4 separate regions of the Mus musculus genome follow, and all the other regions are linked to region 3. Evidence: chromatin loops called from intact Hi-C (ENCODE). Cell type or tissue: heart. All regions are shown on one strand. Links, peaks and the distances in the headings refer to the core of each region. The heading gives the core; the rest is flanking DNA.

Region 1 (5,718 bases), core at 390-5,389, 92 kb before region 3:
TGGGCACACATCACTTATGCTCTCTGGATCTGTGAGGGTCTGGCTCCTGACACACAACAGGAATGAGTCTGTTCCTGGCTACCTTTGATCCTTTGAGCTGGAATATCTGCTGCTGTGGAGCCCCCTTTGAGCACCTCTAGACCCTTTCCTGTCTGCTCCCAGATTGTGCCTGGTTTGGCCACAAGGGGACACTAGTCTCTATTTGGTCTTGGCCACAGCTCACCCGCTAGAAGTCTCAGTTGTGCCAGGCCTGGAGGCAGGTCTTTGCAGGGTCCCTAGATGCCTGGGTTCTGCAGAAGAGGCGCGTGCGGAAACCACTGGAGATGAATGAAGGCAGACAAGGACTAGTGTCGGGCAGTTACTTTAGGCTGTGATACCTCCATTCTAACACCTGGATAACAGGTTCACAGGGACAGAGGTGGATTCTGGGATAGAACATGGGCGTTGTCCCAAGAGATTTACGATACAAACTCTCCAAAACAGCTTCGGAACAGGTGATATCCCCATTTCACAGATAAGAAAAGAGAGGCCCAGGGAAACCTGGTCAGCAGATGGCAAAACAAGGCCTCTTTGGACAGTGAAGGTAGTCTTAGTCATTGACTACCAGGGGACTTAGTGTTCCCAGAGGTGCCCATTAAAATACTCTTTCATGGGATCGCACCACCCAGGAAGCCCCCAAACCCAGGCCACACGTCTCTAGACTCCAACCAATGAACCTACACCCCTCACTCACCTTTGGGTGGGTCTTCCAAGGTCCAGTCCAGCTGCAGGTCTAGGGAACAGAAAGGACTAGGTCATCAACGGAACACAGAGTGAGGACAGGGTGCTTTAGGAGCCTGCCTAGCTGCTCCCAGCCTCCCTTCTGCCTGGAGCAGGGGCTGAGGGCTGAGTCAGGGCCTGAAGAATGTCCTGAGGGAGGGAAGGAATTAGGAAGGCAGCCCTTGGGAGGGCTTGAAATGCCTGCCTCTGGCAGCCTTTAGGCCTGGGAGAGCCAAATGGGCGGCAACCACACCCTCTAGGTTCTCCTGCTTAATCCCCCCCCCCCCAATACACACACCCTCTCCTGACCTCTGTAGGCTTGTCCTGGCCATGCCAGCCTCTCCCCACTTCCCTTCTCCAACTGCACCTTCTTCTCAAATGTCTTATCTCACTCTTTGTCCACTCCCACACCTCCCAATGTTCAGGACTTTCTGGGCTCAGGATGGAGGAGGAGTCAAGTAAGAGGTTCTAAAACCCAAACACCATTCTCAGGAGCCTGCTTTTACCTCCCTCTGCTGCTGGGTGACTGCACCCAGCCTATGGTCAGTTCTCTTACAATCTTATGATCATCTAGCTTGACTCAGTGGTAGCATTTGTCACAGCTCTTCCTTCTGAAACTGCTTTCTCTCATCTGGCCACAGGGAGACTATTTGGCTCTCCTTGTCTCTCTTTGAAAGGAACTCCAGTCTCTCAGCTGCATTCCTCGCCTCAGTGGGGCTTCTCTGAACCCACATGGCTCTATCCTAAGGACTGTTTCTCCGTCTCCCTGGCTCCCCGTCTCCGTCTCCCTGTATGATCTTGGCTAGTCTCAAAGCTTTTCAAACACATTCAGCCTTGTTTCCATAGGGTCTATATCCATGGGTTCAACCAGGTCCACTTTGAGAATATAAATCATCTGCACTGCACATGTGCACAGACTATTTCTTGTCATTATTCCCTAAACAAGACAGTACAGTGTATATATGTAGCTACTAATACAGTATTTACTTTGTATTAAATATAAGTAATCTGGGGGGTGCTATAACATCTATGAGAGGCTGTCTGCAGGTATATGCAAATATGACTACTTATACCTAAATTTGTCATACTTTTACACTTATTTTATATTTTATATGTATGTATGTCTGTGAACCACAGGTGTGCCTGGTTCCCCATGGAGGCCAAAAGAGGGCCAGATCTGCTGGGACGGGAGTTACAGAGAGTTGTACACTGCCATGCAGAAGCTGGGACTTGAGTCTTTGTCTTCTAGAAAAGCAGCCACTTAACTCTGCAGCCCCTTCAGGGTTGTTTGTTTATTTGTTTGTTTGTTCATGTCCTTTTGTGTCTGTATGTGTGAGGATGCATGCGTGCCACAGCATGTGTGTGAGGGTCAGAGGACAACTTGCAAATGTCAGTCCTCTCCTTTCACGAGGTGGCTTTTGAAGGTCGTCAGGCTTGGAAGCCTTTGACCACTGAGTCATAGGACCTCACCCCATAGCCTAGGTTAGCTTAGAACTCATGGCAATCCTCCTGCCTCAGCTTCCCAATAGAGCTACCACCATGGGGCCCTAGAGCCGTGGCTTTGGGTATGGTGCTTCATACAAGGGACTTAGTCTCGAAGGGAGCCACTATCTAAGGACAGCTATCTGCCAGGGCTACACGTCGGAACTGTCTAGGACTGGAGGCTGCCATCTTTTTGAGCACCCCAGGTACTTCATATACAGCTTTAGACCTCGCCCCTGACCTAGCCCAGGACATTCCGCTGCCTGTTTCCCTTGGGTGTGGCAGGCCTGGAAAACCGAAAGCCTCTCGTTCTTGTTGTCTTTTGTTCTGGTTGACTCATTTTCTAGTCCTGGCTGTCTTAGAACTCACTGCAGATCAGGCTGACCTTGAACTCCTGCCTCGGTTTCTCAAGTGCTAGGACTAAAGTCATGTGCCACCTTGCCAGGCTCCAAATGCCTCTTAAACCTGTTTCCTCTGCCATCTTCCCTGTCTCTAACAAATGTCAGCACCAAAGCCAGGCCCACTCCCGTGACCCCTGAGACATGAAGACTGAGAGCTGTCTGTCAGCCTCAGCTACATGGTGAGTTCAAAGCCAGCCTGGAATACATGAGACCTGATCTGAAAGACAAAAAGGGGGCCAAACGGCAGCTCCATCCTTCAGCTTGCTCAGGTTTAAAGTCACTCTCATGCTGTTCTGTCATGTTATGTTCCATTATCAGCAGATTCCAATGCTATACTTGGAATGTCTCTGGAACTACCATACCGTTCCATCCCACTGCCCGGGACTGGGCCACTGCTAGGTGTAGACTGGATAAGAGCAGAGCTTTCGTGATGGCTTCCTACCCACTCCCACCCCCAGCCTTGCCAATCAGGGGAATTGGTAGCCTTGTTCCCACCATCTCTTCTGTGTCTAGCTGTATGGGAGATCCTCCCGGTCATCTTGGTTAGAACTCTTCACTCTGCTGCTCAGAATTGCTCAGAGGTTCCAGGTTTCTTGTCCAATAAAAGTCAAAGCCCTCTTAGGAACCCCCAAAGCCTCCCAAGACCTGACCCTATGACCTTTCTGACTATGATTCCCATCCTGAATCCCCTTTAACCTTAATCCAGGGTTTCCCTGGCTGTGTTTTCCCCTCTGGGTTTTTGGAGCGCCCTCTGCTGGCCACATTCCTCTCTACCCTTTCTGGGCTAAGCTCAAGGGCGTCTTCACAGGGTCCTTCCTCACCTCTTCTGGGTGCCCTTTCTGCCATCTGTGTATTGGGCATCTTTTTAGAACAGTGCTCAGTGCACAGGAAGTCCTCAGAGATAGGCAAGCATTGATTCAATGCACACGTGGCCTGTAGAGCGCTCATACGCAGCTCAGTATTGGCTGCATTCACACTACTGCTCCGGGTGGTGCCACAGCCTAGCCAGAAGTCCAGAGAAATCCCAGGAAGCCCCCAGAGGACATGGGGAAACTTCAGCTGGTCGCTGTCCACTCAACTACATTCTGGAGGCCATTCTTGGCGTCAAACATTGACAGAACAGAGAAACTCCTTCCCTGCCTCCTTCCCTTCCTCTTCTCTTTCTTCCCCCAAACCCACTTTCTTTTTTTAGATTTTTGAGAGTCTCACTTTGTAGCCTAGGCTGGCCTTCAAGTCTGTGTTTCCCCCTGCCTTTGCCTCCTGAGTGCTGGAGTTACAGGCACCAACTTGTTTGTTTGTTTGTTTGTGCCTGTTTCCAGGACCACTCACATGAGAGCTTGGAGAGAGGAGTCAGAAGAATTTCATTTCATAAGCAAAGAAATCCCCCTTCTATCCCGCCCACAGGTTCCAGATAGTTGGGAGTCTACTGGGCCCTGGGAGGGTGTCTAACCTGGCATTTTCCGGTGAATTTGCTGGAACATTCTTCGATACCAGTCTCTGGGGCTGTCAACACTCTGAGATCAGAAAATTAAAATCAGGTCTCTCTGCTCACCCACCCTTCTCAGGCCTCCCTGCTCACCCACCCTCCCCAGTGACAAGCCAACTCGGGCACCTTGACATCCCTATAGATGGCTGGGGTCTGGGAACTCTCTCTGGTGCTGGTGCTGATGTGTGTGTGTGTGCATGTGTGTGCACCTGTGTGCATGCAGGCACACATCCCAGTGCATGGACGGACATGTGGAGGCCAGGGGTCAATTGCACACCACCGGGATGTACAGATTCCACACACACATGCGGAGGCCAGAGGACAGTTTGCAGGAGTAGGACCTCTGCTGCTACCACATGGATTCTGGGATCAAACTCAGGTCATTAGGGATGGTGGTAACTGCCTTTGTTCACTTGAGCCTTTTCACCAGCCCTCTACCTAATTAATTTTTATTTGTTTACTCTAAAAAAATTTTTTTAACGTGTATGAATGTTTTGCTTATATCCTTAGAGGTCAGAAGAGAGCATTAGCGTCCCTGGAAGCAGAGCTATAGACAGTTGTGAGGTGCCATGTGGGTTCTGGGGTTCCAACCCTGGTCTTCTCCAGGAACAAGTACTCCTAACCACTGAACCATCTCTTCAGCCCCTTATTTTTATTCTATTTTAATTTTTGAGACAATGTTTCACTAGATAGCCTTCGGCTGGCCTAGAACTCAGTATGTAGTCTGCACTGGCCTTGAACTCACAGAGATCCTCCTGCCTCTGCCTCCTGAGTGCTAAGATTAAAGGCACCACCATTCCTCAAAAAAAAAAAAAAAAGATTATTATTTTTTTTTTGAGACAGGATCTCTCACTGAACCTGGAGCTCACTGTTTCCTCTAGACTGCTTAGCCAGGACGCCACTGGACCTGCCTGTGACCCCCTAACCCCAGCTTTGGGATTGTAGACATATATTGCAGCACCTAGCTTTAATTATGCAGTAAGCACTTTGACTACTGAGCCTTCTCCCCAGCTCCTTTTGTAGCAACTTCATGTGGCATGTTGTGCCTGAATTCAGCGCATGCGAGAACTCTCTTCAGTGTAGAGCATGATGACCCTCCATCAGGAGATGGAGACCGATTTACATTTTCCTCGTGGTTTTCATATCTGTATGGGCATGCACAGCACATGCGCGAGTGCATGTTTGTGTGGGTGTAGGTGTGTGTGTGTGTTTGTATATGTGTATGTGCATGCACATGCATATGGAGGCCAGAGGTCAACCTCAGTTACTATTCTTCAGGCACTGTCTATTAATTAATTTATTAATTTTTGAGACAAGGTTTTTCTGTGTAGCTCTGACTGGAGCTCATTACGTAGACCAGGCTGGCTTCCAACTCAGAGATCCACTTGCCTCTGTGCTGGAGCTATAAGCATGTGCTACCATGTCCAGCTGCGTGTGTGTGTGTGTGTGTGTGTGTGTGTGTGTGTGTGTGTGTGTGTAATGTTTCAGAGATAAGAACTCAGGCTTGTATGGCCAGCAGTTCACAGACTGAGCTATCTCCGCAGTCTTGTGGCTATTCCTAAGGCGTCTACATTTTTCTACATGAACACA
Region 2 (5,718 bases), core at 276-5,275, 84 kb before region 3:
TTTCCATGTGGCACAGGGAACTTGCCCCATCCCCTGCGTAAGGTTCTTAGAGCAGATCTTCCCAAGCAGACCCACCTGGATTCAAGGAACCATCTCTCCTGGGTGGGGGGCAGCCATTGCACACAGTCCTGGGCGCAGGGTCATGAAACTGGAAATTAAGGGTGTTGGAGCCACCATTCCGGATCACTGGCACCTGTGGGGAGGGGCCAGGAGCGGCAAGCTCAGGGCCCAGAGGCTCCACAGGAGTTCCACTGGGAAGGAATGGCCTCCTGGGGAAGTTTCGGAGGCTCTTAGGAGCTTCCTTCAGACTGTCTTCCCTCCTTATATTGTCGATCCACGGCTCCCCCCACCTGGCCTGCTAGTGTCCCATCAACTGCTGGCCCATCAGTGTCCTTTTTTCCTCGCTGTTCACTCACCCTTGTCCCCCGGGAGGATGAGCCTATATGGGTTCGGAGGTGACCAGGGATGAAATCATCCAGGCTGAGCCCAGCAGGGAGGCCTTGCATGCTTGGGTCAAGGTTGGAGGACGCAGGATGTGCCAGCTGCTCCTTCGTGTGTACTCTGCAGAGAAGGAGGAAGGAAGGGAAAGCCCTGCTCGGCTGGACTGCCTGGGACCTCTTGACTCAACCCACTGGTGGGGGAGGAAGGTAGGTTTGTGGGAGGGAATTATGGCCAGCTGGGTGGGAGCTCAAGGACCCAGGAAACAGGCAGCTCTGGGCACCCGCCTGCAGGCTGCCAGTGCCGACTCCCAGAGGCACAATGGATTGCTTGTTAGGCCTGGGGCACGAGCTCTGGGTGGGAGTGGGGGAGGGGAAGCCAGGCAAGGAGGAAGATAGAGAGGCTGGCCAGGAGCAGGCCTGCAGCCTGCTGACCACCCTTCTGGGGCTCTCCGTGCCAGGATAGCCAGCTCCCCTCGAGGGAAGGCACAGGGGAACTAGGGCAGCTAACACAGAGGACCTGAGCACAGAGGACTTTGTCTCCATTCTTCTGTCATGCTTCTGCCCTGGGTAGCATCTGCGTGCACACAGGCACAAAGGCAGTCAACATCAAGGCCACCGACCTGCTGACCACTGCGAAGCAGCCAGCAGCAGTGCCCTCATCCCTACCACCAGGGCCAGGGAGAGCATGGGAGAGCATTGGCAGGCAGGCAGGGAGCCACTTCTGAGATCTAGGGAATGTGGGGCTGCCCGCTGGCCTCCTGTGCACATCAGGGCTCCAGAACACTCAGAGCCAGCGCTGGGGGAAATGGAAGGGAAAGCAGCAGATGGCAGCACCAGAGGACCTGCTTCTGCCCTGGGGGTGGTGCTGAGGTTTTTCTCCTGCACACCGACCAATGCTCCTGTACCCACAAGCTTGGCTTTGAAGGGAGGCTCCTTCCTGACTCAGAGCATCTGCCTGACAAGCCAGTCGGTTCTGCCTCACCCGGGGGTCAGCAGAAGGGAGCTCGGGGCACCTGGGAGATGGGTGAGCAAAAGGGCACACCCATAGATGAGTGCAAGAGGACAGAGCACTCATGGTTCAGGGGCACAAAGGGATTTTAGGGTCTAGAGAGCTGGGGTATAGGATCTTCAGCTCTTCATCTTTATGGCTGAATGGGGCACTAGGGGGATAGACTTACATCACCTTTTGGACTGGGCCAAATCAGGCTTGTATGTGCCTGTGGGGTTTGTGGGGGTTCCAAGAAAGGACACCAGATATCCCAGGTGGTGTCCTGTGTGTGGTAGGATATGTTCAGTGCTGTGAATGTGATGGGGTGGGGGAGGGCAGGGTGGATCATGTGAGGAGCTCGGGAATGTCAGGACTGTGTACAGCAAGGGGTCATATGGACAGCACAGGAGCTGTGGGAAGGGTACAGAGGAGGCCTGCAGGGCCTTATTTTCTGTGCTCACATCCTGCTCAGGCATGGACAAGGAGACGAGGAAGGCTAGGGTCAGTAAGTCTCTGGTCTGTATTTGTGGGGATTCCTTCTGACATCTGAGCAGCCTTTTGGGGACCCAGCCAATCCCTGACTTTGTGTGTGGGGAGGGGAGGCTGAGGTGCAGCCCACCAGCTGGATTCAATTAAAGCTCTTACCAAAAAGCTAACCATACAAACACACACCCGTTCCCGCCACCCGTTCCCGCAGCCCTCACCGCTGCTGCCTGCCGACTCTCGGACTTCCTCCAGGGGAAAGTGAAGCCAGGCAGACTGATGACCCAGGAAGCCTGGGCACACCGGCTGTGTGCTACCCCTCCCTGCCCGGCTGAGGGCTTGAGGCCAAACTGCCTTCGGCATCAGCAGTTGCACCCATCAGCTGACAGGCCTTCCTTCCCTAATGTCACTGTGTCCCACCCTCCCAGCAAATCCAGAAGTGTCCTCTCTAGGGAAAAAGGACCAGTTCTCCATCACCACCTTGTTTCAGGAGCTACTGACCCTAGGATACCTCCATCGGCTCCCCTCCCACTGAGCTCCTGGGAATACTCGAGGTTAGGATAGGGCCCCCCATGGTGGTCCTGGTTTTTCTCCCAGCAGGCTGCCTGGAGACATTTGGCAGAACCTAAGGAAGACAGAGGTCTCCTGGGGAATTGGTATCTGTCTAGCATAAAACGGACACCTCTGGTGAGTTCCCAGAATCCAGGCAGCCCCTGCATTCCAGCAGACCCCTAGAAGAATGAAGAACGTCCAGGTTTGGTGGACTCCTTCCCATCTGAGTGAGGCCTTGATGGTGGGGACGTCGTTCTCTGCCTTTCCAGGTCTTATCAAACTATAGCTCCCCACTAACAGGGTCAGGGGGTTTCAAATTCACCTTTTCTGGTTTGTACAACCTCAGAGACCAGGACACGGAGGGAGGGACTCTACGCCTTCGCTCCGGTCCACGCCAGGCTATGTCTTGCCTCCTTCCCGCCCCTTTGCATCGCTGAACCTACCTTCCCCCGGCGAGCAGGTGGGGGGGCTTGGGGCTGCCCAGGAGGGCAGGAGCATCCCAGCCCGCTTCTGCCTGGAGCAGCCGCGGCGAGCCCTCGGGGAAAGAGGGCAGGGAAAAGTGCGGGTGGTCACGGCCCTCGTGACTGGTCAGGACGCTGGGCCAGGCTCGGCGCCCAACAAGGAAGAGAGCGGCCGAGGGGGCGCGCTAGGAGGCAGGACCCTGAGATGAATGCGGCAGGAGGAGTTTGGGACTTGGATTTGAACTGTGAGCCGGGGCTATGCTGGAGTAAAGTGGAGATGCCTGCTACTCCCTCACTCACTCCCGCGAGTGCCCTCTGTCCGGCGACGCGCCACGGGAACACTGTGGCCCCTTGCCCAAGGGGCCGGGCTGTCCAGGAGGCGGTGCCGGGAGGGGCCACCGAGGGTCCCCCGGGAGCCCGCTGGGTTTCCCAGATGCCTTCCCCGGCCCCCACCGCAAAGCTGGAGTCAGAAAGGGGCGGGAGGGCTGGCGGGGGCCACTCAGAGTTTCCAGCGACATTTCCAGGGTGTGGGAAGCGAGCTGCTCCACAAGAGCCAGGACACAGGGCAGGAGTGATTAACCGAATGGTCCCTGAGTGCCAGAGCCCGGGTGGGGCCGGAATTAGATACGCAGCCCTCGGCCTTGGAGAGGCAGGAGACAGGCCCGGAGGCAGACAGGCTGGGACCGAGATAAGTCACGGTGGCCCAGGAACAAGGCAACACCCGCTTGGGGAGAGAGAGTTCATGCTTGTTAGACCTAAGCGCACTGACCAGGCGTTTGCAAACACTCGTGTACTGGCAAACGTGAGGATGCTCACACACACGTGCAAAGTTTGGGGGAGGGAATCGACCGGCTCCCTGGACGTGCCACAGCATTGAAGAGGATAAGGGTGGGGCCCTTTGGGCGGGGATGAGGTTAAGAGGGTCTTGGTGTTCCCATTCACCGTATTTGTTTTGATCCTGCTTTTCCGCTGTTCCTACAGTGCTGACTGCTGACGCAGATCTGAAGGACACCGCCCACTGGCTCCCCATTCTCTCTGGCCCTCCCTCCTCCCCTCCTCGTCCAGTCTTCTGCTGGTAGGTGCCAGGGCAAATGTTTACTGACAATGGAAACCCTGGAGTACTCCTAGCCTAGGATTCACTGCGAACCCAAGTCCCCAACAAATCAACCGGTAAAAAAAACGGTTTCTGGTCCACTGCTGAGTATGGTAAATGACACCTACTGCCTTTTAATTGGTGCCTGAGCCACCTGGAGTTAGTGTTTCCCAGGACATCACAGCCCCTAGCACGCTCACCTCTTATTAGCTTCACATTTTCCCAGTTGTGGGGGAAGAACTGTTTGTGGTGCCCGCAAACAAAACCCACCCCCACCTCCCGGGAAACTTAGGTCAAGGACAGCTCAAGAGATGAGCGTGCCAGAGCTCCCATGAGTGGGGAGTCTTCAGGAAGCAGTTTCATAGGCTTCCAGAGATGTAAACCTGCTAACAGGGCTCTGATTCGCATACGTGAGGTGTTTTTAACGGATGTAGGTATTACACAGTACACGGTGTTTGTGGGAGGGGCGGAGGTAGGAAAGCTGAAGGGAGAGAGATGGAGGAGTGGAGGAGCTCTGAGACCCTCTTTGAGGTCAGGCAGCTGTACACAGCCTCTCTGCCACTTGATTATCCACCCATTCCAGGGAAGCAGCCTCCCCCTCCCCCAGGGGATTAAAAGTACTACCCATGTCCCTCTTTAAAGTTTTCCCACCTGTTAGGGTCCTTGGGACTAAGAAGGGCTACATCACTTTCATTGTCTTCTTTGTTGTTCAAAGACGAAGCTGAAGATCTTCCCACTCCAAGAATCCTGGCCATCCCCCTTCACCAGCAGTGAACTTCTTAGGCTCTAAGGCTCTGACCTGGACTCCAAGATAAATATTTAATGTAGAGGGTGCCGCTGAGCTGCCGAAGGTCCCAACTTCCTGTTTCTCACAAGAGAAGGCACAGTGTGGGCAAGGGAGCTGAGGACTGGCTACCAGTCCCATCTCTATGGGGATGGGGAGTCTAGTAAACAGTCTTGGAGGATGTAGGTTGGGAGGAACGGGGAGGGTGGCAATGGAGGGCTGAACTGCTGCAGCTCTGCTTTGTCAGTCAGGCCGGGGCTGGCTCGCCACCTCTCAGGTTGGAGCTCACTGTGTTCACAAGTATTCGGATGGCTTTACAAAACACGGAGGCACGAGGCGCTAGGACCGCAGGGCAGGTAAGTCCAAGGAAACTTAAATAATCTCCTGCCCTCTTTTCTGCCCAGATTTAGGGAGAATTCTTCCTCTTTTAAGAAGATTAGGGAGAAAAATGTAGCAAGAATTCAGAGACTGGACTTAGAGAGCCAGGTGTCTGGTTTCCTGACCCCTCCCCCTAGCTGTAGCTGGCTGCTGCCTGCCTGCCTCACCCTGAGTAGCTTCCAGTGGCACATTAGAGCCAGGTAACATTGTCCCAGATAGTGCAGCCCTGGTCAGTATGCCATGCTCTGTCTCCTGCACACCCTTCTGCTCAAGAGGGACCTCCTTCCCTAGTAGTCGGCTGCCTGCACCCCTCCAGCATGGCCTTGGGTCAAGGACTGCCATGGTTGCCACAGCCACCTGAGCCCATGTAAACACAGTTACGTAACTGCTCTGTTTTTTCTAGCTATCTGATCCCAGTCACCAGGAGCCCCACCCAGCCCCAGGCAGCCAATTCTGTCCTATGCACATTCCCCCACCCCTCAGCCCCATAGTCCTCTTGTCCTCCGCCACCAACTCAAAGTACCATTAGTCAAGTGACT
Region 3 (5,718 bases), core at 430-5,429:
AAAACAAAACAAAACAAAACAAAACAAAAAAAAAAATCAGGACCGTGAGCTGCCAGACTGGCCTTGAACTCAGTTTGGGCTGAGAGGAACTTGAACTCTTGATCCTCCTGCCTCCACCTCTCCAGTCCTGAGACTGCTGGCATTTACCACCTTGCTTGGCCTCACACCCCACTTTGGTAAGAGACTTAAAACTATTTCAAACTCTGAGAAACCCAAGAAAAATGTTACACAGAATCCAACACTGCTGAAGTCAAGTGCTTATGCTAAAGTTTTTATATGTGAGATGACTTCACACATTGCAAGTATCTGGAATCCTTTTATGAATGTGATTTAGGCTTGGGGCTGGCGAGCAGCACTTGCTTCTGTTGTAGAGGACTCAGGCCCTGTTGCCAGCACCCACGTGACAGCTTACAACAGCCTGGAACTCCAGTTCCTGAGGATCCAAACTCCTCTTTTGGCCTCTGAGAGCTACAGGCATGTACATGGTGCACATATGTACATGCAGGCACGATACTCAAATACATAAAATAAATCTTATTTAAAAAGACAAAAAGGTGAGCTGTGGTGGCATGCACCTTTAATTCCAGCTCTCAGGAGGGAGAGGTAGCAGGAGCTCTGTGGGTTCAGCCTGATCTTTGAAGCTCCAGGGTATCCAGGACTATAGAGAGAGCGCCCCTCCCCCTCCCCGCCCTCCAAGCCTTAAAATGGGTGTGTACCACTGCAGAGTCTGCAGTGGGAAATAACCACGAATTTGCCTGGCTGGACACAGAATAAAACTCTGCTCAGTCACTCACACACAGAGCGACACTCGGTCCTTTCCTACACAGCATGTGTTAATATGTAATTCTGTTAAAGAACAAGTTGGTATCCAATCATACAGACTCTATAGATGGTTTTCCGCTCAGCTGTAAACACACCTGTACTTCAAGTGCCTTTCATTTCACTTCCGTTTTAAGTGTAAGACACGGTCATTTTACAATGTCCTTGATGCAATCTGGTGAAAATAAGCTGGTACAAAAGGAGATTAGACTCTGAGATTCTTGCCGGTCTGAGGAGAGCGCCGCTTAAGCCTCGCGCAGACCTCATTTATCCTGGCTTGACTCGGGGATTCAGGTTTAAGTGGTTCCCCTGTCTACTTCAGCTGAGAAATAGGCATATTTTGATAAGAGAAAAATATGGGAAGAAAAAGAAGGACGAAACACTACAATGGTAGAGTGGCGAGAAATCATTTTAACGTGGGAGGAACCCGCCAACACCCTTGCCCTTGCGCAGTTGGTTTGCATGGGCCCGTGCTACCCGGGACAGTTCAGAAGTTAATGTCCACCATGACCTTGCTTCACCAGGGAAGGTTGTAGAAGTGATTCCTGTGTATTAAGAGGCTCAGATCTTCCTCATGGCTTAAATGCTATAAAGCCTTCCACGAAGACCGTCATGGCACTCTAGCTGTTAAAGGACTAAGTCCATTCTATGAACAATTGACTTCAATCCCTAATGATTCCAAATTCTGAGGAAATAAGTCTCAAAAGTACTGTCTGCCAAGGCAGATAACTAACATTTATGACACCAATACTATCCTTCTCTCTCTGAGCACTCAATAGGCTCCCCCTTATTTAAAAAAAAAATTATCATTACTAATCTTAGTTTCCTGTCTCCTAATATCAAAATGAAACGGGGAAATAATTTTTAGTTTTTTCCCACTATGGTGAAAACCACCTCACTCAGAAATAACTGGTCTAAGCATAGCACCTTCTTAGAAAACAGTGCTTTCAAACCAACTATTATTATGGAGGGGTCTTAGAAGTCGGACAATAGAAGCATGTGAATCAGTGGTTATGTTAGACAGGTCCTTTTGGGTAAAGGGCAGAAACTATATCATAAACTCAGAAGATTTAGAAACACTTTCGTGTTTCCTTAGAATAACTGAATATCAGATATAATGAGAGACATCTGGGAGATTATTATTCACCAAGTCCTTATAGCCAAAACTTGTAAGCCCTTTTAAGAAGACTGTGTCACTATCATCTTGTTTCTTTTAATAAAAGCAATGACTTGGGATATGTAGAGAAAGTGAGCCAAACGTGCACAGTATACCCACCACACCCCTCAAAAATAATTTTTTAAAGGGTTTGGTAAGGAGCTGTCAAAAAAGAGCTGAGCCTAAGGAAAGGCATGACTTGGGTGAGTCAAGAGAACTCCCTGCTCACACAACCCAGACGGTGTCCCCAGATGAAAGACCAAAAAGTGGGGAATCAGGAGAAACCGCCTGGATGCTTCGGGAGTGGATGGCGGGCGCGGTCGCTCTATCCACCTCCCGCTAGGTACCCGTCCAGCAGTCACCGGGGACGCCGGCGGACAGCAGCCCGGTCCTCCCCGCGCCCTGCAGCGCCTCCCGCCGCTGCCTCCATCCCCGCTCCTCGAGTCCCCGAGCCGTCGCCCGGCGAGGGCCGTTCCCCGCGGCGCGCTCGGCACCTTTGATGACGCGCTCGGTCGTGGAGAACTGAGGGCGCCTCACGGACATGGTCTCCTCCCGGCTCCGGCGGCCCGCTGGACGCAAGCCGCCGCCTTCCTCCTAGGCGGGCTGCGCTCGGCGAGCGGGCAGCCACCGTGCCGGGCCCCGGAATACGGGGCGTCCTCGGACGGCGGCGGCCGCAGCGCCGCTCCCTCCCTGCGGCGGCGCCCGCGGCTCGGCGGGGACGACCGCGTCGAGAGCTACGGCGACCGCGGCTGAGGGACACAACTAGGGAGACCGCGGCTGCGCGCGGCTGGGGCCCCGCGTGCGCGCCTCCGCGCTCACAACTTCCCGGCGGCCTCGAGGGCCGCAGCCGCGCTCTGCGCACGCGCGGATCTCGGGTCTCAGCTCCGGATTCACTGCTGACCGCCGTCCGCCTCGCGTGGGGCAGATGCTCTGGACGCCCAACCCTGACCTGTAGCTTCTCAAACCAGCCGCTGGGACCTCGGAAGCAGCTGCGACCTTGGGACCAGGCAGGTGTCCTGATTCTTGGTGGCTGCCACTGAGTCTGTGTCCCTCTCATCAGAGAGAGCCCCTATCTCATGAACGCTCTCTCCGTTATCACTGGGGTCCTCCACCCACTTTGTCTCCATAAGAAATTAACCATTCTACCCTGTTTCTCAGGTTACCCTCTCCCATTCACCAACCCCCAAACTTTGAAACCCCTGTCAACTTCATGTTTGTTGCATACAGCTTGTATCTAGCAGCCTAAGTACCTCCGTGGCCATCCTACTCCAGTTCAGCTCCTGGGAGAACCCCGTTTCTGAGAAGCGGTGTCTCCCTTTCTATATACATGAGACAGCAGTCACTCACTGTCTTCTGGGACGCTAGCCCAGGCTTCCTTGAGAAAGGGAATTGACTTCTAACCGATTTCCCCTTATATTGTCACCTGCCTACTTGGACGCATCTATTCCACTGTGGAATAGTGACACACAGTGACACCGCACCTGCCTCCCTACCGTGTGTGAGTGTGTGTGCGCGTGTCATGTATGTGTGGTGTGGAGTAGGTGTGTGTGCATGCATGAAGTGTTTGTATTTGTGTGTGCTGGTGAGCTGGCCCATACGAGCACATATGGAGGCCAGAGGTCGAGGCCATCCTCTAGTGCTCCTACCTTAAATTTAATAGACAGGGTCCCATTAAACTTGAAGCTGACATGCCTGCTAGACTGGAAGGCCAGCAAATTCTCTCACCTGTCCCTCTGCCTGTCCCCTTTCCCCCATAGCACTGAAGTTACAAACGCTGAGGTTGTACCCAGGTTCTATTTGAATGCAGGGACTCAAACAGAACCCCATGCTTGTGTTTCACTGAGCCATTTTCCTCATCCCCTCCTCATATGTTTTTTATTTTGTTTTATTTTTGCAGTGATGGGGACTTGCAATCCCATAGTCAAGTTTCACAATCTGGCTTATTTTTAGGTTAAAAATTGGTCATTATTGCTCCTTAATTAGAAGCCTCTTTCTCACTGAGGACAGGACTTGGCCAGGCAAAAAGTACTTTGCTTTTTTTTTTTATTTTAGCAATGATAATGAAATATTGAAACTTAAATCCAAGGAAACGTACAATTTATAGGCCAACCAGTCTTCATAGTTACTACAATGGCCAATAAGTAACCATATGTGGCATTGTAAATTAAATTTTAGTAGTTCAGTTTCCTCTTGTGTCTTAGCCAAACTTCAAGTGCTGGCTGCATTATTGGCTGTGATAAGACATTTTCATCATTGTAGAAAGGGTTGGCTTGGCTTGGCTTGGGGATTTTGTTTGTTTTGTCTTTAGAAACAGGTCTTATGCCATTCAAGCTAACCTGGAACTCATAGCCAAGAGTGACGGTGAGCTACTGATCCTCCTGCCGACACCTCCCAAATGATGGGATTATTGGTATTTACCACCTTGCCAGGCAGTGCAGGAAGTACTGTGGGATAATTAAGAGACTATAGGGTCAAGACTAAGTCTCCCCTAATATAGATTTGTGTACAGAAAGGAGGTCTAGCATATGGACTAGAATCAGACCCTCCCTTGTCTCCTGTTGTCTTGACCTAATCTTTCACGGTAAGGCACACTTGAGGCAGGAGCCCTTCGGAGACTAAATAGAATTTGGTTTTGTTTTCACAGAGTGTGATTTCAGGCTTCCACAATGAGAACAGTTGTGATATTTTAAGAAAGTTCTCTATTTAAGAAGCAATCAGAGTGCTATACCTCCATTGAACAGACATGGAATCAGATGCTAACACCGACAGGATTGCTAAAACCAAAAAGCTTTGGGAAACTCTAAATCAAAAGGAAACAATAGATTATTCAGTATTAGTTATGGAAAGTTTATCAACTACTTGGATTTTTTTTCCCTTCGAGACAGGGTTTCTCTGTGTAGCTCTGGCTATCCTAGAACTCATTCCATAGACCAGGCTGGCCTCGAATTCACAGAAATTCACCTGCCTCTGCTTCCTAAGTGCTGGGATTAAAGTTGTGTGCCATTACACTGGATTACCTACTTGGATCTTAAATTAGATTCACCTCCATGACATAAAAAAATTTAGCATTCAGAAGGTGGAGGCAGGAGGATCAGAATATTTATTATGTAGTTCTTTCTCCATTAGACTCTAAAGGTGGAGACTATATTCTGTGTCTAGGTTGGTCTTTTTATATAAGATGCTCATTGCTTACTAGAATAACAAAGTTACCTCCTTTTAAAATAATTTCATATGCTCTTGTACACAGAGTCTGAGTGAAGTATAACTGGACAATTGGGATATTGTCTTAGTTAGGTTTCTTTGCTGTAATAAAGCACCATGACCCAAAACAACTTGGGAAGGAAACAGTTTATTTCAGCTTCTATGTCATGGTGACAGTCCTTTGTGAAGAGACTTGTGTGGTGTGTGAGTTCAAGGTATAAGAAATATGCCTCATATTCAAGCCATAAGGAATATGAATATATATGTACACACACACACACACACACACACACACACACACACACACATACATATATATTCAACTCACTGACATCTGCCTGCCTCTGCCTTCCAAGTGCTGGAGCTAAAGATGTGTGCCACCATGCCTGGCTCATTGTTATATTTTTAAAATTATTTGTATGTGCCACTGCCTACAGAAACCAGAAATGTTGGACACTATCCCTGGTGCTGGAGTTATGGGCAGTTAAGAGCCACTTAACATGGGTGCTAGGAATTGAACTCAGGTCCTCTGCAAAAGCAGT
Region 4 (5,000 bases), core at 1-5,000, 120 kb after region 3:
AGCCTAACAGAAAAGCTGTCAGAAAGCTCCTTCAGTCTTAGCTACGGTTTCCTCTGCAAGCCTGAAGTGCAGAAGAGCTTCTGATCTCTGCATAATGTAGCCTGTGTTTACGACAGTCTTGCTATAGGAGAGTTGAGCTAGAAAGGCATGCATCTGCAGTGTGTACACGTGACTCAAGGCCCCCTCAGGACCCAGCTCACTGGACCCAGGGCTATCTCCCAGCTTAATTATATTACTGACCACCATGAACTAAAGAGAATGCAGATGAACTAGTTTCCAACTTGTGAACAGCCCAGCAAGGGAACTGCGTTTGTTCCAGCAGCTCACTGTAGGTTCTAGTTCATCAAATGAGATAGTTTGGAATTAACTCTTGTATAAAATTGAGAGCCCCTCAAAAGGAGATAAACAACTATAAACTATGTATAATTTTTTAAAGTGTAGAAGCTATCTCTCACCAAATATCTCTGTACTCTGAGGAGTGCTTCACATGTTAATGTCTGTTTTGGCTGAGTGTGGTCATCATAATCCCAGCATTAGGGAAGCTGAAGCAAGAGGGTCAGGATGGGCGATCCTCAGCTACACATCAAGTTTGAGACTAGCCTGAGTTATACAAAATCCTGTCTCAAAAACAAACTCCGGTCTGAAAAATTCTTAATCGAATCCAAAAGACTCCATCTGCCTACTCAGCTACCCACACACCTAACTTCAGGAACCCACACCTGACCTGTCGAGTGAGAGGTAATTTTTGAATGAGCTGATACTAAGATCACTCATTATGTGCTTCCAAGCCCACCCACAGGCACACACTGTGTGTGGCACCACGCACACCTCCTGGGGAGCCTTATTCCCACCATGGCGAGTTACAGACACAGCCTGCAGCAGCTTCCTTACCGCCGGAAGACAACATTGTAGAAGGGGATGCACAGGTCAGAACACGGCTCCAGGATCTTTGTCAGCTGAATCTTGATACTGATCTCGGCATCGTCAGTTTTCCTCTGACTTTTTAACTCAACAACCTAAGAAATAAACATGTACAGTAACGAGAAATGACAACGCTACACAGCCTTAACCCTAACTCAGTTCTAGAGCCCAAAAGGTAGCTTCTACTTCCCCTCACTTCACAGCCTGTGCTGGCAAAATCAGTGTGATAATAAACAAACAAACAAAATAAATAAGATTCAAAGTTGAACACTGAAATCTTTAGTTTTGTTTTTAATTGACGTTATGTATATGTATCATGTATATACAGGTATATATATACCCAAGGAGGCCAGAGAGGGCTTTGGCTCCCTGGACCTGGAGAGGATGACCGGATCACCCAGTATGGGTGGTAGGAGATGAACTGGGCTCTCTGCAGGAGAATCGGGTGTTCTTTACTGCTGAGCCCTGACGTTGAAAATCTGAGTGATTTGTCAGAGACCCAATGCTTCCTACCAGTCCACTTCCTACCAGTCCATTTACGTATCAGAAACGTTACTTCATAAACGCAAGCTGGAGTGGGGCTGGGGGTTGATCCCTGCTGTGTTCTGCAGAAATCTGCCTTCTGTCAAGCAAACTGTCCAGAAAATGTGTACTTTGCCACTACTCAACCCCTCAGAGCACACCGGAGTTTCACCCACACCACACTCTCCACTGGGTCTCACTTGTTGAAGCTTAACAGGAAGATAAAGAATAGAGCCATCAAAAGCAGTGACGTTTCCAGTGACAGACTGGTGGTCCTTCAACATGCCAAACCTCATGCTTTTGCATTCCACACTGGGGCTGCAAAATAACAAAGGGGATTTTAGTTCAGTTTGACTCAAACAGCAATCTTTACCAAAGCTGCGCAGTAAGTTATGTGACTTCAAGAAGCATTTTTTGCCCAGTACAGGGGAATGCCAGGGCCAGGAAGCAGGAGTGGGTGGGTTGGAGAGGGTATAGGGGACTTTCGGAGAGGAAACTAGGAAAGGGGATAGTATTTGAAATGTAAATAAAGAAAATATCTAATAAAAAAAAAAGAAGCATTTTTTGTACCTGCACTCCACCTAGTGGTCATATTTATAATTACACAGCTAACTAAAGAATGTCTCAAGGATACCTGCTGGAGTAGAAACATTAGAAAATGTAACTAATCTACCAGGCTTAGAGTTTATGCGTGCAGTTCAGCTACATGAGAGGCTGAGGCACGGGGATCATCAGTTTAAAACCTCTATAAGCAACTGATAAAGATCTGGAGGGAAGGCAAAACAAAATAAAACAAACAAAAATCCATAATTCTAGACAGCTTGCTTTTACACATCATTTATATCCTTCTAGACTTCTAAGCAGAGGATCAGAACACCGTAAGGGGCCATATTGTATCTAAAACTTTACATGGCCATACACTCTTGCTATAAAAACACAAAATCATAGCATAGAATGGCACAAGTATGGCAAAGTTCAATACAATTTCACGGTTAAACAAGCTGTGAGCCAGGCCTGACCTTGGGCTGACTGTGGTCTGCCAACCCCTGCTCTCAATCTTCAGCGGCACACACTTTTAAAGTGTTCCCCCCACTTGTTTAAAGAATTCTTTTTGAGATTTATTTTTATGTCTATATGCATGTGACTATGTGCATCTGCAGAGGGTAGCAGATTCCCTGGAGCAGGAATTATATGGGTTGTGAACCACCTGATATGGATGCTGGACTGAACTCAGTCCTCTGCAAGAATAGCAAGCTTTTGTTGTTTTTTTAACCTCTAAACCATCTCTCCAGCCACTAAACTGCTTTTGTTTTGTTGTTGAGACAAAAGTCTCTTGTAGACCAAGCTGGCCTTGAACTCAAAGAGATCCACCTGCCTCTGACTTTCAAGTACTGGGATTAAAGTCACGAACCACAATATCCTGCCATAAGGTACTTTAAAAATGAGATTGTAATCATTTTCATTCATGGTGATTTAAACTTTATATTATTCACTGCAGCAAATTGGCAGCTTAACAAATTGTAACAGCTACCTAATTATCAATGATTGTTCTACCATATACACTAGGGCACAATCTTGTTCTGCAACTGTAAAGTGTGAATAAATCCAAGATTAAAAACAAGATCCAAGTGTGTTCAAGTATAGGAAGACGTAACAAAATTCAACTGGCATCCCTAATATTAAATATTCACATGGTAGCATTTCCCTCATATGCAGATTGAGTACATTTCATGCCAATGCTTAAATCCAAAGCATTCTGATCCTGGAGTATTTGCATATACATAATAAAATATCCTGTGCATGAGACCTAAGTATAAACATGAAATGCACTCACGTTTTGTGTATGCCCAGTCTAAAAGTAATTTTATATATATTTAAAAATTTTTTTTAGGCTTAGGGGTGTTTTGTTGTCATTGTCTTTTGAAAGAGGGTCTTTATTTAGTAGCCCTGGCTGGCTTCGAACTCACTGTGTGACCAGGTTAGCCTTGGCCTTGTGGCTATCAGCCTGCCTCTGCTTCCCGCATGCTAGGATTAAATTCCTGCACCACTACACCTGGCTTAGATTTGTTTTGTGTGTATGAATATTTTGCCTAACTGCATGTATATGTAGCTCATATGTGCCAGATGATCATGGAGGTCAGAATAACTATATGTATATGTAACACATATGTGCCTGATGACCATGGAAGTCAGAAGAGGGTACTGGACCCCTGTGGACTGGTGTTACCAATGTTTGTGAATCACCATGTGGGTGCTTGGAACACCTTGACCTTCTGCAAGAACAGCAAATGCTCTTAGCCACTGAGCCATTTCTCCAGCCCCTTACATAATACTTTTAACAAGTCTGTATATGAAAAGTTTCATGGTGTGTAATTTTCTACTTAGAGCTTCATGTCCACATTCAAAAATGTTTAGATTCTGGGGCATTTCAGATTTGGGGTTTTCAGACTGGGACAAACCCCACCTATGCACATTTAGAGCAACATTCTGGCATTCCCCTCCCTGTTCCTATTCCATGAGGAAGCAACAGAGCTACAGGCAACTCCTGTACCACATCAGGGTTTTCCATATTATCAGTATCTTCTCTATTACATCACCTTCACACCATGGCTTCAAAAGTCCAACTGGGCTAGGCTCAGTCAGTAAAATGCTTGAACCTGCCCTAGTTTGCTTTTTTTTTTTTTTTATAGCTATGATAACACACCACGACCAAAATCAAATTGAGGGAGGAGGTGTTTTATTCCCATGTACAACTCTCAGGTCACGTCCCATCACTAAGGAAATTTAGGGCAGGACTTAAAGCCAGGAAATTAGAGGCAGAAACTGAAGCAGAACCCATGCAAGAGTACTGATTACTGGCTTGCTTAGTTTGCTTCCTTTTTTCTTCATTTCTTCTCTCATATATTACATCTGGACAGCAGTTTCTCCTCCATCCCTCCCCCCCTTCCCCCCCATTCACTCTTCCATTTCCATTCAGAAAAAGAGCAGGCTTGCAGAGTAGTCAACCTAAACAGCATATCAAGCTGCAATAAGATTAGGCATTTTCCTGCATATTAAGGCTGGACAAAGCAACAACCCAGTAGGATAGCAAGGGTCCCAAAAGCAGATACAAGTGCCACAAACAGGAGTCCCACAAAAACAACAAGCTACACAACTGTAACACATACACGGAGGGCCTGGGTGAGCCCCATGCAGACTCTGATGTTTGAGCCTCAGTGAGCCTGAACCCAGATGTGTTGAGTCTCTGAGTTGTCTTGTGGTGTCCTTGACCCCTCAGGCCCCTGCAATCCTCCCTCCCCCTCTTCAGCAGGATTCCCTGAATTCCGCCCAGCGTTTGTCAGGAACTACCTACCCAGAGATGCCACTACCCGCAGTGGGCTGTGACCTCCCATGTCAGTCCATCAGAAATGCCCTCCAGACTTGCCTACAGGCAGTCTAATGAGGGCACTTCCTCAGCTGGGGTTCCTTGTCAAGTCGACATAAAATTAACCAGGATAACACTGTATCAACCCTCACAGTGGCTTACTTGTAATTCCAGTAACTAGGAGCTATATAGG

The links. Peaks named below come from ENCODE experiments on the same cell type or tissue, not always from the same donor. Only the 100,000 strongest peaks of a DNase experiment are listed, where the experiment ranks them.
Region 1: it touches region 3 in a loop (1.8-fold over the local background); 8 of 42 quality-filtered maps call a loop at or near these places.
Region 2: a loop joins it to region 3, with 1.9 times the contacts of the local background. A loop is called at or near these places in 8 of 42 quality-filtered maps.
Region 4: it touches region 3 in a loop (3.0-fold over the local background); 2 of 42 quality-filtered maps call a loop at or near these places.

What each region holds. Positions count from the first base shown.
Region 1 is chr14:70,195,190-70,200,907 of GRCm38, forward strand. It overlaps Sorbs3 (sorbin and SH3 domain containing 3), which reads right to left. Exons shown (of 21, transcript NM_011366.3): 5 at 4,093-4,156; 6 at 734-772; 7 at 224-317. Among named protein-coding and RNA genes, the nearest start is that of Gm26908, 5.4 kb to the right of the region's middle. In heart, for the core only: a CTCF peak has its summit at 3,406 (motif pointing left); DNase peaks (open chromatin) are centred at 1,002, 3,422 and 3,542; H3K27ac peaks cover 572 bases.
Region 2 is chr14:70,202,856-70,208,573 of GRCm38, forward strand. It overlaps Sorbs3 (sorbin and SH3 domain containing 3), which reads right to left and starts at 4,816. Exons shown (of 21, transcript NM_011366.3): 1 at 4,669-4,816; 2 at 417-561; 3 at 76-193. The coding sequence starts at 4,772. It overlaps Gm26908 (a long non-coding RNA gene), which reads left to right and starts at 564. Exons shown (of 5, transcript XR_874791.3): 1 at 564-647; 2 at 2,509-3,999; 3 at 4,733-5,157. In heart, for the core only: CTCF peaks have their summits at 1,201 and 2,179; DNase peaks (open chromatin) are centred at 696, 2,256, 3,406, 3,906 and 3 weaker places; H3K4me3 peaks cover 4,973 bases; H3K27ac peaks cover 5,000 bases.
Region 3 is chr14:70,286,712-70,292,429 of GRCm38, forward strand. It overlaps Ppp3cc (protein phosphatase 3, catalytic subunit, gamma isoform), which reads right to left and starts at 2,786. Exons shown (of 14, transcript NM_008915.3): 1 at 2,470-2,786. The coding sequence starts at 2,518. In heart, for the core only: a CTCF peak has its summit at 2,653; a DNase peak (open chromatin) is centred at 2,790; H3K4me3 peaks cover 2,493 bases; H3K27ac peaks cover 1,387 bases; H3K27me3 peaks cover 1,222 bases.
Region 4 is chr14:70,409,491-70,414,490 of GRCm38, forward strand. It overlaps Piwil2 (piwi-like RNA-mediated gene silencing 2), which reads right to left. Exons shown (of 23, transcript NM_021308.2): 7 at 1,644-1,761; 8 at 892-1,016. Among named protein-coding and RNA genes, the nearest start is that of Gm24890, 17 kb to the right of the region's middle. In heart, for the core only: a CTCF peak has its summit at 2,033 (motif pointing left); no DNase peak of the experiment used is centred there.